Regions from separate parts of the Homo sapiens genome. Here region 2 is linked to region 1. Evidence: chromatin contacts called from ENCODE Hi-C data. All regions are on one chromosome and are shown on one strand. The core of a region is the stretch at or near the end of the contact, and the rest is flanking DNA. Distances in the headings are between cores, read along the strand shown.

Region 1 (7,036 bases), core at 2,726-5,225:
CCTCCCCAAGCCTCAGAGCAGCTGTGTCCAGGGCACTGGCTCACTCGCTGGGTGCCAGGCTAGAGCGGGAGGAAGCCCTGGGCCAGGCCTCTCATGGGCATCTGCCTCCTGTGCACCCTGCATCTCAGGAAGACATGGCATGAGCTTTAGGATGCCACCACCACTCGGCAGCGTGGAAACTCGGGCCACTCCTGACCCCATCCAAAGCCAGCACTCTTCTTACCTCACACAGCTCTGCTGCCCCCAGCACCTGGCCAAGGCCAGCTCAGAGGCAGCAGGAACACAGAGGTTCTGCCACCCTGTGCCCACCTCTGCTCAGGAGCATTTGCCCATTCTTGTCCAGCAGCCTCAGGCCTGCTCCACACACCCCCTCTTGCTTCCTCTCCCAGGGAGGAAGGTGCAGAAAGGAGGCCTGGAAGCCAGCACTGCCCTGATTCAGCCAGCACTGCTCAGATTCAGCCAGCACTGCAGGGGCCTGGCTGCCACTAGTGCCCCATCGCAGTCGGGGTACAGACCCCACCAGCAAATGAGCCTTGTCTGACCCACTGGAAACCTTCATCATTCACAATATTGGGAATAAGCCATTTCATTGAACTAAAAATGCAGACTTAAGGAATTCCAGAACCAGATGTTGGTGGCACCTACTGGCTAAGACAGGTACTGCAAACCAGCCCTATTGGTCATTCAACTCCTGGGAGGAGGACAGGCAGGACCCACATGTAGATATCAAACACATGCAGCCCAGAGGTCTCCACATCCAGAATCCCCAGGTGCAGAAGGCCAGGGAGAGAACAGCTAGGAGCTGACAAGACAAAGCAGGCAAAAGAGTGTGTCCAAGACAGACAAACACAAAATCAGGCTGCTCACGAGTCTATGAAATACCTGCATAACCTGATGTTACTGATTCCTGCAACTCTTGGAGAAGCTACCACCACCAGCCTGTGACAGACAGGGAAACTGAGGCATAGAGAAGGTGTGTGATGAGAACTGCCCCAAAGGCACACTCCCAGAAACCTGCAGCTGCCCCTAGGCCAGGCAACCATGCCCACCAGGGCACTGCGGGGACCCTGGGAATGCCACATGGCTGCCTCATCACAGCCCCACCTCACCCACCTTCAGCTGACCCCTGCCGGAGGAAACCTGAGCCAGCTTCTTCCTTTACCAAGCCTCAGTTTCCTCATCTGTGAAATGCAGACAGGCACGCGTACTCAGCAGCAAGTTCTGCTCAGCCCCAAATCCACACAGACTGAGCCTGGACCAGGGCTGGGCCCTCCTTATCCAAGCCAATCCAGGGAAACACTGTGCTGACTTCAAGGCAGAAGGGACAAGAAAGCATGACTGTGCACAAATTGGCTTTGCAGCCATCTCCACCAGGTAGCCCTGGGAGCACCTGGGAGGAGGCCGGGCCATGCAGGGAGCCCAAACCTCAGCACTGCATTCAGAAGCCGGGCCTTGGAATGGCCTGATCTGAGGCCCTAGGCACCCCTGGGAAGGCCGCCCACCTTTCTTCCTGGCCTCTGGGAAGAAGATGGGAATTTTAAGGCCATGGGAGAAGACACTCCTGGATTCTTTCAGCTTCTCCACCCACCCCCTGCTCCAGATGTAATCTGGGAAGACTGGGGAGTCAGGGGGACACTGAGTTGGAGGAGGGGACTGGAGGGTTTCTGGGACAGCCTTCCAGGGCACCTCAGGAGCTGAATTATTTAAGCCAGCTGCCCCTGGGCCCTGCTCCCAGCCCTTCCTGTTTACACAGACTCCGTCCATAGCAGACACCTTCCCAGAGCCTGGGTGACAATAGGCTGGGTGTGTTTTCTGGAATCCTCTAGAGAGAGATGCTTTTTGGCCAGGAAGAGGACATTAAAAAAGAAGAGGCAAAAAATGCCTCGACATCCTCTACTCACAGCAAAGGGCCCCGTGTGTGGGCTCTGTCTCTTCCAGGTCATTTATCCGTCCCCACCCCTGATTAAGTGGTGGCTACCATAGGCGTTATTCTTAAAACATCCTACTTTGGGGCCGGGCAGGGTGGCTCACACCTGTAATCCCACAACTTTGGGAGGCTGAGGTGGGTGGATCACCTGAGGTCAGGAATTCAAGACCAGCCTGGCCAACATGGCAAAACCCCATCTCTACCAAAAATACAAAAATTAGCTGGGCATGGTGGTGCACGCCTGTAATTCCAGCTACTTGGGAGGCTGAGACAGGAGAATCGCTTGAACCTGGGAGGCGGAGGTTGCAGTAAGCAGAGATCGCGCCATCGCACTCCAGCCTGGGTGACAAAAGCGAAACTCTGCCTCAAAAAAAAAATAAAAAATAAAAAAATCCTACTTTGGACTTGCAGGGGCACTTGTTACCAGCTGGTCTTCACTGACTTCCGTGGCCCTCCAGGTTCACCCCCAAACCACAGGGACAGCCTCAGACACTCAGACCCAACCCGGGAGCCAGCAGACACACAGCCCTCCCCACACAAGGGAGCGGCAGAGGGGCCTGAGTGGCAAAACTGAATGGCGGGATCTGGGAACCTCAGAACCTGAGCCATACAGGGCCCCACAATCCCAGACCCTCACACCCCTTACACCCACCGTGCCCACTTAGGGACCACAGGCAATCAGTGTGACTCCGAACCCCAGGCGAGGAGGAGCTCAGGAAGAACTCAGGGACCTCCAGGGCTAAACGGAAGAGCAGAAAGCAGGCCCTGATCCCGGCAGGGGCAGTGCCCAGTAGCCCCAAGGCGCCTCTCACAGCTACTAGATTTCTATCCAGGAAGACTGCACAGAAGAAGTGGTGGAGTGATCACTCCCTTGGCACAAAACTGACTCTAAAGTGCAGATACCTGGAGGCCGGGAGCAAAAGCCTTGTACCAGAGATGAATGCCCCGGAATGCCAGCACCCAGGGCAGGCACAGAGCAGCTCCCTGGGCCCCCAGATGGCAGATCCTGAGTGTCGGGGGCTAAGCGGCAGGTTTAGTAACATTGAAGTAAGGAATGTTCTTGTCCTGACTGCTGCCCAGTGACGGCACAGGCTGCTCCGCGAGACGGTGAATTGCCACCCCAGGTGTATGCAGGCACCACTCAGGACCCCAGGGACACTCACACCCCAGAGGGTCTGCTGGAAGAGGGAAGGGACACCCTGTTGACCAAAGTTCCTGAGCTGCACAGTTCCCTCCAGAACGCTCACCAGTGCCAGGATGCTTCTGCTCCCTGGACCCCAGAGCAGGAAGCCTGGGGAACCCCCACCAACTCCCTTCCGGCCTCTGCCTGGCAGGCGGGGGAGGCAGAGAAGGTGGCAGGAAATGCCAGTCTGACTGTGGTGGGGGCGGGGGTGAGCCCTCAGGACTCCAGCCCCCTCCTGGGCAGCCAGGGAACCTCCGGCCCTTGGAGAGGGGAACTCAAAATCCCCACATCCCTTTGGAATCTGCAGGGCCAATCGCGGCAGGGTCTGAGCAGGCCACAGGCTGGGGCCGAGTGATCAGGTCACCTGTCTAGATGAAAAACAGAGGACACCCGGACCATCCAATCTGGCGCCCCAGGAAGCCCAGCGGAGGGAAGGACGGCGTTCTAAATGGGGGAGCTTGGGGTAGGGTCCCGTGGGCTCCACGGTGGGGAATCCAGGATGGTGCAAAGGAAAGGCAGGGTGCCCGGGAGGAGGGAGGAGCTCGGCCTGCGATGAGGAAGCCCACTGGGTAAACCAGCACCCAGATGAGAGCTGGTCCTGAGCCTGCCTGCTCCCGGTCCCTGCAACGTCCCTGCAACCCTATGCCACCTGCCTGGGGACCCCCCCGCCCGGAACTGAAACCCCGTTGCAAGCAGCTAGCAGGCCCTCAGAGCTTCCTGGATCACCCACCTCCAGCCCCCACCTCCGGAAGTACTGCTTCCCCTGGCCTCCCAGGGGAGGGAGAAGGGCAGCGCTGGCGGGGACAGGGATGAGGACGTGGCAGGGACCACGGCGCGTCAAGGTTTGGGGGAAGCTGAAGGTGGTTAGTGTAGGAGGAAGAGGAAGGAAGTGGCCACAAGCCCCAGAGGGTGAGGGGCCCTGAGGAACTAGGGTGGGGCGGGCAGCCATGCCCAACCCAGGAGATGCCGGCCATGGTGAGAATGGGCTTCTGCTCACCCTTGGGCCCACAAGACCCACCACTCCCTGACGGAGAGACCCTAGGCAACCCCTTAGCCTAGATGAGCCTCAGTCTCCCCTTCTGTAAAATGGGCATGCCAACAGCAGAGGTTGTTGAAGATGGGCCCTACGGGCCCTCGGCGGGGTGGGCTCTCCGTACCTGCTGCACATCTGTTTCCCGCCTCCCCGCAGGGGCAGGCAAAGACTCGGGCCTGTCACCTCCAGCCCCAGGAGCATGGCCCGCTAGCGGCCTCCAGGCCAAGTGTCAGCTTACAGCTCAGGTGGCCCAGGCTGGAATTTCAGCTCTTCTGAGGTTACCCTGCCCTTTCCCCAACCAACACCCTGGCCCTAAATCTCAGCCCCATCTGAGGACAGGCCAGATTGGCCCTCCTGAATAGTTAGGAGAGACCCAGGCCTGCCTCCACAGGAGCCTGAGGGCCCCAAAGCAGGGTCGGATGATGGAGCTCCCTGAAGGCAATGCCAAGGGGCCCCATGGGGAGGTCCAGCCCCCCACCTCGGCCAGGCCTATGAAGTCACCCACCTGCGGGAACATGGACACTCAGGCCCCTGCTCTGAGCCAGGGGTGCCCCAGAACCACCCAGACTCTGGAGGAGAAAGGAGGATGGGGCCTGGCACACCAAGGTGTCCATCTCCTTCACTGCAGCCCGCAACTGCTCACAAAACCCCCAGGAAGTGGCCCTAAGGACTGCCGGCCCCACACAGAGCCCTGACCAGCCTGCTCCCTAGCCCTGCCCTACCCAACCTTCCGTGACACATGCAGAGATGCCCCAAGGGCCCAGTGAGACGGGCCCTTCCATGATCAGCCCCCCATGGCCGGCCAGTGGGCCAGGAGGGAAAGGGTGAGAAGGAAGCAGCGGTGGACACAGGAAGCCACGGTGAGGCCAGGCGGGACTCCGCCAAGGGAGGGACAGAAATCTGGGTCTGCACCAGACACAACGCCACAGTCCTGCCAGCCCCATGGACATGTGGGAGTTCGGAGTGACCGGGGTTGCAGAGCCAGCACAGACAGGCTCCTGCCAGGACTGAGAGGGGACTGATGCTTCCCTGAGAGCCCACGGTGTCCCAGCCTCAGGACAGAGCCCAGCCAGGCCAGGTCGGTCAGGCTCTGGACTCCTGTCCGGCCTCTGCCTCTGTGAGTTTGGTCCCCCAGGTTCCACGTGACCAAGAGACCCTCAAGGACTCTGAATGCCAAACCCACTTTTATTATCACCACCCCTGCACAAATGCAGAGAAAGCAGGGTCTTGACTCCCTATCCGCTCACCCAGGAGGAGCCAAACACTGGCCTCTCCCTCCTTGAGCTCCATGGGGCCCCCTGACATTGCCTCTCACACCTCTGCCCTCCCAGCCCAAGAGGCCCCCATGGTGGGGACCTTGTCCAGTTTCCCCAGTGCAAGATCAGGGGCTGGCACAAGGGGAGACTGGGAGACGCAGGGTAGTGAGGGGGCGTGATGTCAAGATGAGGGGACCAGGGGTGCTGCCTGAGGCCTCTGGCCCCTGAGGCACGTAGCGTGCAAGTGCAGCTGGCCAGGCAGCTCAGTCCGCAGGGGATCCAAAGGCAGGGGTAGATCTGCAACCCAGACCTATGAGACCCTGCCCGGGCCTCCCCCAGAGACCTCCGCGAGCTGCCAGGGCATGAGAATGAGGAAGAGTGACCCACACACCTTGACCTTCTCCAAGCCTCAGTCAGGAGACACCAACCAAACACCCTTCAGTCTTGACTGACCTCAAACTCCCAGGGCACAGGCAGTGGCCCTTCATGGAGACAGGCTCCATCAACACCCAAAGGGCCTCGGCAGGAAAACCACTCTTGATTATAAAACTCAGCTTAAAGCAATGTCTGTGAAGGCATCCAGCGAGCGTGCAATGACACATCTGCACTGTCACTGCCATCAACATCACCGTCATCATCACCACCGTCATCACCACCACCATCACTATGATCACCATCACTCACCATTAACATCACACATCATCAGTCATCATCACCACCATGATCACCACCATCACCAACATCATCAACACCATCATTACATCATCATCACCACCACCACCACCGTCACCATCACTACCAGCTGAGCAACCCCTTGCCCTGCTCCACTGTGCAGATGGCAGGCTGAAGCCTAGACAGAGAGGTTGACAAGTTTTGTCATAAATAGCAAGGGGATGGTGTTTTGGGTCCTCTTGGCCATACTGAGCAAGTTGAGGACTGGCCAGCGGCAGAAGGAAGAATAGGAAGTGGTGCCGAGGCTGATGGCCACCCTTGCACAGCCCACTCATACAGCCCAGGGGCGCTGGGGTTAGACCCAGTGGTGGCAGGTACAGCTGCAGCCCAGCCACAGTGAGGGAAGTGGGAAGCACACACAGGAGGAAGAGGGTGCTCAGGAGGGGGCTCCCCATGAGCAGTCAGTGCCTGCACCCAGGAAGCATTCAAGACAGAGCTGAGAGGTGAAGACACTCACTAACTGGGGCATGAGGGCTAGGGTTTTTGCAGGAACCCCACCCTGTCATGCCTACTCCCCTGAGAAGCCCACCATGGGAGCTGCGGCCACAGGCCTCACACCAGGCCCAGCTACATTCAACCAGATATGCACGCACCACCTTCCCCGAGTCTTGCAGCCGTTGCTATGATCACCCACCACGCTGGCAGGGCTGCCAGATGCCCATGGCGGCCACTGTCCAGGGATGCCCCAGGCGCTAAGGGGCACACTTAACCTGGGACCAGGCTGCCTGAACCACCATGGTTCAGAAGAGGAAACAGCCCCAGAGCAGCATCCACTCCCAAATTCTTCACAGCTTAGAGGCAGATGTGGACAGGAGGGGCACACCTGGGCCAGGCAGCTGGGAGGTGCAGGCCAAACTCTTGACAGACCCCTGGTCCTCTGTGACCCAGCCTCCTGGTTGTGTCAT
Region 2 (6,573 bases), core at 1,829-4,328, 530 kb before region 1:
TCCTTCCATCTTCTTCTGCCTGCTTTATTCTAGCCGCGCTCATAGCTGATTAGATGGTGTCCATCCAGATTGGGGGTGAATCTGCCTCTCCCTGTCCACTGACTCAAACGTTACTCTCCTCTACCAACTCCGTCACAGAAACACCCAGGAACAATACTTTGCATCCTTCAATCTAATCAAGTTGACACTCAGTATTAATCATCACAAGTCCACCCCCTGTCAACTTGAACCCATACACATTCTCCTGGTATCATATGTAATTTTCAAATAAAGACAATAATAAAGTCATAATTACACCTAACATAATATAGCTGTCCTTCGTACAACTGGAAGCACACTAATCCTTAACCTAAATGATATTATATAAAGTTAACAACACTTAAATGTTGATATGAAGTCAATAAATCTTATGTCACATGGTAGAAGGAAAAAGAAGAAATAAAGTGAAGATATTTTCTTAGTACAAGGGTATACATGCACAAACATATTCCTAATAAAATAAGGAGGAAATACTCATGACAATTACAGTCCTCATTTCTGCACCTAGTCACGTGGTTGTAGCTGGTACTGATGACTACCTTCTTCTACTACCTGTTCTGTATTCCCTTTGCCTTCAGCAGGCACCTCAGCGGGTTGTGGTTCTTATTTTTTATTTATTTATTTTTGAGACGGAGTTTCACTCTTGTTGCCCAGGCTGCAGTGCAATGGTGTGATCTCGGCTCACTGCAATCTCCACCTCCCAGGTTCAAGCCATTGTCCTGCCTCAACCTCCTAAGTAGCTGGGATTACAGGCATGCGCCACCATGCCTGGCTAATTTTTCGTATTTAGTAGAATCAGGGTTTTGCCATGTTGGTCAGGCTAGTCTCGAACTCCTGACCTCAGGTGATCCACCCACCTCGGCCTCCCAAAGTGCTGGGATTACAGGCATGAGCCACCGCACCTGGCCTGGGTTATGGTTTTTTACCTGGTGGAGTGACTCAATCCTTCATTCCTGAAGGGTCTGGGCCAACTGGAGTCCTGCCTGGACTGGGCTGTTGTAGTTTCCCATTGACCTTAATTACAGGGCAGGAGGTCCCATTGACCTTAATCACAGAGGAGACACCCTAAGAAATCTGTACTCCATGCATACTCTTCCTTACCTCCGCTGTGGAGCAGTAGACTGACTTTATCTCGATGGTCTGGGTCAATCACCCCAGCCAACACTGTAACTCCCTTCTTAGGCTGTTGACTTAGAGGCAGGAGGAGGTCCTGTCCCAAAGTGTCCAGATGGCAATCTTAACTTCCAGTTTAATGGAATCATTGTGGTGTCTCCTGGTGGCAGCGTTCCTCCCTCTGGAACTAAGACCTCTAGGCCAGCAGAACATAATGTTGCGGGAACAGAAAGCAAACATTTTGCTAGTGGGTCACTAGGGGTGATGGTGAGTGGTGCCACTTCCACTTCCACTGCTTGATTCCTGGAGCCATGAATCCTGGCTATGGGGAAAATAGTATCATATATTTGATGCAGGTTCAGAGCATACACAGCCTCCTGGAGAACTTTGCCCCAGGCTTGCAAAGTATTGTCACCTAGCTGGCGTTGTAATTGTGATTCCGAAAGGCCATTTCACCATTCTTTTTTTTTTTTTTTTTTTTTTTTGAGACGGAGTTTTGCTCTTGTTGCTCAGACTGGAGTGCAATGGTGCAATCTTGGCTAACCACAATCTCTACTTCCCGGGTTCAAGCGATTCTCCTGTCTCAGCCTCCTGAGTAGCTGGGATTACAGGTGCATGCCACCATGCCCGGCTAATTTTTGTATTCTTAGTAGAGACAGGGTTTCATCATATTGGTCAGGCTGGTCTCCAACTCCTGACCTCAGGCGATCCGCTCACCTTGGCCTCCCAAAGTGCTGAGATTACAGGCGTGAGCCACCGCGCCTGGCCCATTTCACCATTCTATCAATCCAACTACTTCAGGACAATGGGGAACATGGTAAGACCAGTGAATTCCATGAGCAGGAGCCCACTGCCACACTTCTTTAGCTGTAAAGTGAGTGCCTTGGTCAGAGGCAATGCTGTGTGGAATACCATGATGGTGGATAAGGCATTTCGTGAGTCTATGGATGGTAGTGTTGGCAGAGCACTGCGTACAGGATAGGCAAACCCATATCTGAAGTGTCTATTCTAGCGAGGACAAATGGTTGCCCTTTCCATGATGGAAGAGGTCCAATATAATCAATCTGCCATCAAGTAGCTAGCTGATCACCCTGGGAAATGGTGCCGTATCAAGGGTTCAGTGTTAGTCTCTGCTGCTGGCAAACTGGGTACTCGGCAGTGGCCATATCCAGATCAGCCTTGGTGAGTGGAAGTTCATGTTGCTCAGCCCATGTGTAACCTCCATCCCTGCCATAATGGCCACTTTGTTCATGGGCCCACTGGGCTATGACAGGGGTGGCTAGGGAAAGAGGCTGAGAGGTGTCCACAGAAGAGGTCATCCTATCCACTTGATTATTAAAATCCTCCTCTGCTGAGATCACCCATTGGTGAGCACTCACATGGGATACAAATACCTTCACAGTTTTTGACCACTCAGAGAGGTCCATCCACATACCTCTTCCCCAGATTTCTTTGTCACCAATTTTCCAATCATGCTTCTTCCAAGTCCCTGACCATCCAGCCAAACCATTGGCTACAGCCCATGAGTCAGTATACAATCACACATCTGGTCATTACTCCTTCCATGCAAAGGGCACAACCAGGTGCACTGCTCGAAGTTGCCCACTGGGAAGATTTTCCTTCACCGCTGTCCTTCAGGGATGTACTAGAAAGGGGATGTAGTGCGGCAGCTGTCCACTTTCGGGAGGTGCCTGCATATCATGCAGAACCATCTGTGAACCTGGTCTTCTCTTTGTCTGTCAACTGATCATAGGGAACTCCCCATGAGGCCATCGGTGCAGGATGGGGGAGAAAAGGGAGGGTGGCAGGAGTGGAGACCATGGGCATTTGAGCCACTTCCTCATATAACTGACATGTGCCTTCAGTACTTGATCAAGCCCAATCACGTAGATATTTGGTGATGGAATGCTGCTGTACGTGACCCACTTTATGGCTAGATGGGTCAAAAAGCACCCAGTTCATGACATGCAGTTCAGGTCACATGGTGGCTTGATGACCCATAGTCAAACTTTCAGTTTCCATTAAAGCCCTGTAACAGGTCAAGAGCTGTCTTTCCCAAGGAGAGTAGTTATCTGCAGAAGATGGCAGGGCCTTGCTCAAAAATCCTAGAGAACTCCACTGTGATTCACCTATAGGGGCCTGCCAGAGGCTCCAAACAGCATCCCTATCTGCCACTGACACCTCAAGCTCCATTGGATCTGCTGGGTCATATGGCCCAAGTGGCAGAACAGCTTTCACAGCAGCCTGGACCTGTTGCAGAGCCTTATCCTGTTCAGGATGTAGGTCAAAACTAGCAGCCTTTCTGTTCACTCAATAAATGGGCTGGAGTAACATGTCCAAATGAGGAATGTGTTGCCTCCGAAATCCAAATAGGCCCACGAGGCGTTGTGCCTCTTTCTTCGCTGTACGAGGTGCCAAATGCAGCAACTTATCCTTCACCTTAGAAGGAATATTTCGACAGGCCCTGCGTCACTGGACCCCTAAACATTTTACCGAGGGAAAAGTTCCCTGAATTTTACTCAGATTTATTTCCTACCCCCTAGCACACAAATGTCTCACCAATAAGTCCAGTGCGTTTGCTACTTCTTGCTCACTGGATCCAATCAGCATAATCTCATCAACGTAATGGACCAGTGTGATACCTTGTGGAAGGGAAAAACGATGAAGACCTCTGCAAACACGATTATGACACGAAGGTGAAGAGTTGATATACCCCCGAGATAGGACAGTGAGGGTATATTGCTGGCCTTGCAGGCTAAAGGCAAATTGCTTCTGGTAGGCCTTATGGACAGGAATGCAGAAAAAGGCATTTGCCAAATCAATGGCTGCATACCAGGTACCAGGAGATGTGTTAATTTGTTCAAGCAGTGAAACCACATCTGGTACAGCAGCTGCAATTGGAGTCACCATTTGGTTAAGCTTACGATCATCCACTGTCATTCTCCAAGATCCATTTGTCTTCTGTACAGGCCAAATGGGAGAGTTGAACAGGGATGTGGTGGGAAACACCACCCCTATGTCTTTCAAGTCCTTGATGGTGGGACTAATCTCTGCAACCAAGAGACTCTTCCCGTTGACTCTTCAACAGGAATCCAGAGTGTATGCTCCAGGACTCTTGAACCCTCTTCATCTCAAGGTACTGGCTGTACTGTGTGCACCCACCCAAAACTATTACATCGAAATCCCCTGACCCAGCCCTCTGGAAGATCCACCCTAAACCAGACTTGGAGCTCTCAAGAAGCTGGACCTTCCCTTTCCTTCCCTTCCTGATCTGAGGCACTGCTGTAGCACTCTGAGCTGGCACTGTCCCTCACTGTGGTGAGCCGGGAACTCAACTTTGTCCTGTCCACAGTTGTTGGGGATATTTGGAGAGTGTCATTTGAGTCTCTGCCATTCCTCCCGCATACGTGGAGTCCTGAACTAACGTGCCTGGGAGGGCTCCTCTGTGCAGTCATCTGCATGCAGCTCCTGGGGTGTGTGGACCCAGAGCAGGTGTGCAGCGAGCCCCACCCTCTCTCAGGTGGCTTCTTATTCCGTGGCATTGTCGCTGTATTACCTGAGCTTCAACAGGTGAGCACAGTGTGGCACCCCTATGGCAAGCATAAACCAGTTATAAGGATGTTTCTTGATTTCAGAAATAGCAAGGAACACCCGGGCACAGTGGCTCAAGCCCGTAATCCCAGCACTTTGGGAGGCTGAGGCAGGCAGATCACCTGAGGCCAGGAGTTTGAGACCAGCCTGGCCAACATGGCAAAACCTCGTCTCTACTAAAAATGCAAAAAATTAGCTGGGAGTGGTGGCAGGTGCCTATAATCCCAGCTACTCAGGAGGCTAAGGCAGGAGAATCGCTTGAACCCGGGAAGTAGAGGCTTCAGTGAGCCGAGATCACGCCACTGCACGCCAACCTGGGCAACAGAGCAAGACTCTGTCTCAGGAAAAAAAAACAAAACAGAAACAGCAAGGACCCCCAGGTCCACTAGAGCAGAGAGGAAGTACCACATGGCACACCCTGGGGGTGAGGAGGCCGCAGAGGCTGTCCTGGGGATGACTAACTCCAGGAGGAAGTGGAGCAGGACCCCTCTGGCTGCCCTGGTTGTAATCTCGAGGGGCAGGGTGCGGTGAGGGCATATCCCCAATGATCCGCACAGCAGCCTGTGACTGATCCTGTGTCATCTGCCAGAAGGACCCTTCCTGGGGCTTGGGCAGCCAGGCTTTTTGCTAGATTATATTTTCTTTTGGTTGCAGCCACACTTCTTCTCTTCATAATAAACTGTTGCATTTTACAGTGTGAGAGTTTCTGCCTTGCTGACCCATGGGGTCAGAACCCCTCGGGGGTGGGCATGGTCCAGGGGGAAGGAATTCCCTCTGTCCACTCTGACCAGCCCCACTCTGACCAGCCTCACTGGCTGGCCTCTCCCTCTGTATCCTTCCAAGGCTCATCTCAGGCTGCAGACCCAGCACGTGAAGCAACAGCCAGGCTAGGGGTTGCTCAACCTCCCAGAAGCCTGAGCTGCAACAGGGAAGTGAACCAGCAGGCATTCAACATCCCCAAACCTCCCAGAGACAGCTGGGCTATAGCTTGTGGTGGGAGCAATACAGGACGATGGTGACCCTTATGTGTTCTATTTATTTTACTTAAATAGTTTATTTAAGCTTGCTCTTTTAAGTGAAATTTAACACCCATTCACCAGAGTGCATAAACTAAACCTGCATCACCCAATGAAGCCAAAACCCATCTCCAGCCCCCCGTGCCCCTTCCAGGCCTAAGGGCTCCCCCTCCTAAGGGAGCGGTCGTCTCACTGGCCCCTGCTAAGGGAGCGGTCATCTCACTGGCATGGTCTGGGCCTTTTTCTCCACGTTGCCACCGAGCATGCATTCCTTCACACTGCTGTTCAGTTTTGCCCACTTTCAAACTCTGTACAGATGCAAATGAACAGTTCGCATGCCTTAGTGCTGGCGCCCTGGATGCTCCGTGTGCTTGCGGATTTCAACAAAGCTTTTGCGTGAAGCTGGAATCCGATCATTTTATGGGTCTACAGGATGCTCCAGTATGAACGAACCTCAGCTGACGGCCCCATTCTGCTGCGGATGGACGTTTGGGTTGTTTCCGGCGTGGGGCTGGACATTTTCACACGTGTCTTCTTTCCAGCTGGGCACACCTCTCTGTTGAGTAGAACTGAGCTGAACATCGCTGGTTATGGAATATGCTGGTCGTAGGGAATTGTTGGGAATACTGCCAGTTTTCCGAAGTGCTTGTACCAAGGTTTCTGACACTTCTTCACCAAAACCTTGCAGAGTTGGCTGTTTAGAAAAATTTTAGTGTCTGCAGTCATCTCATGAGATTTAAGTTTTCATTTCTTGGATTAGTTATGAAGTTGAGCATGTTTTCATACTTCCATCATCTATTAAATATTATCTTTT

The links. A loop is a pair of places that touch in the nucleus more often than their neighbours do. Pooled maps may share reads with other maps.
Region 2: a loop to region 1 is called in a map with no recorded cell type, with 6 times the contacts of the local background. The contact joins two enhancer-like sites. A Hi-C loop is called at or near these places in 15 of 37 single-sample maps with no recorded cell type and 5 of 50 pooled maps.

What each region holds. Positions count from the first base shown.
Region 1 is chr9:134,393,255-134,400,290 of GRCh38, reverse strand. The region is part of intron 1 of RXRA (retinoid X receptor alpha); the gene reads right to left. Among named protein-coding and RNA genes, the nearest start is that of MIR4669, 17 kb to the right of the region's middle. RefSeq lists enhancers at 2,470-3,378, 3,756-3,935, 6,243-6,402 and a silencer at 7,014-7,036. Within about 2 kb of position 3,975, at least 17 of the 41 ENCODE cell types and tissues checked have a DNase peak (open chromatin) inside an H3K27ac peak, as active enhancers do.
Region 2 is chr9:134,921,661-134,928,233 of GRCh38, reverse strand. No RefSeq gene overlaps it. Among named protein-coding and RNA genes, the nearest start is that of FCN1, 7.0 kb to the right of the region's middle. RefSeq lists an enhancer at 3,079-3,218. Within about 2 kb of position 3,078, at least 2 of the 41 ENCODE cell types and tissues checked have a DNase peak (open chromatin) inside an H3K27ac peak, as active enhancers do.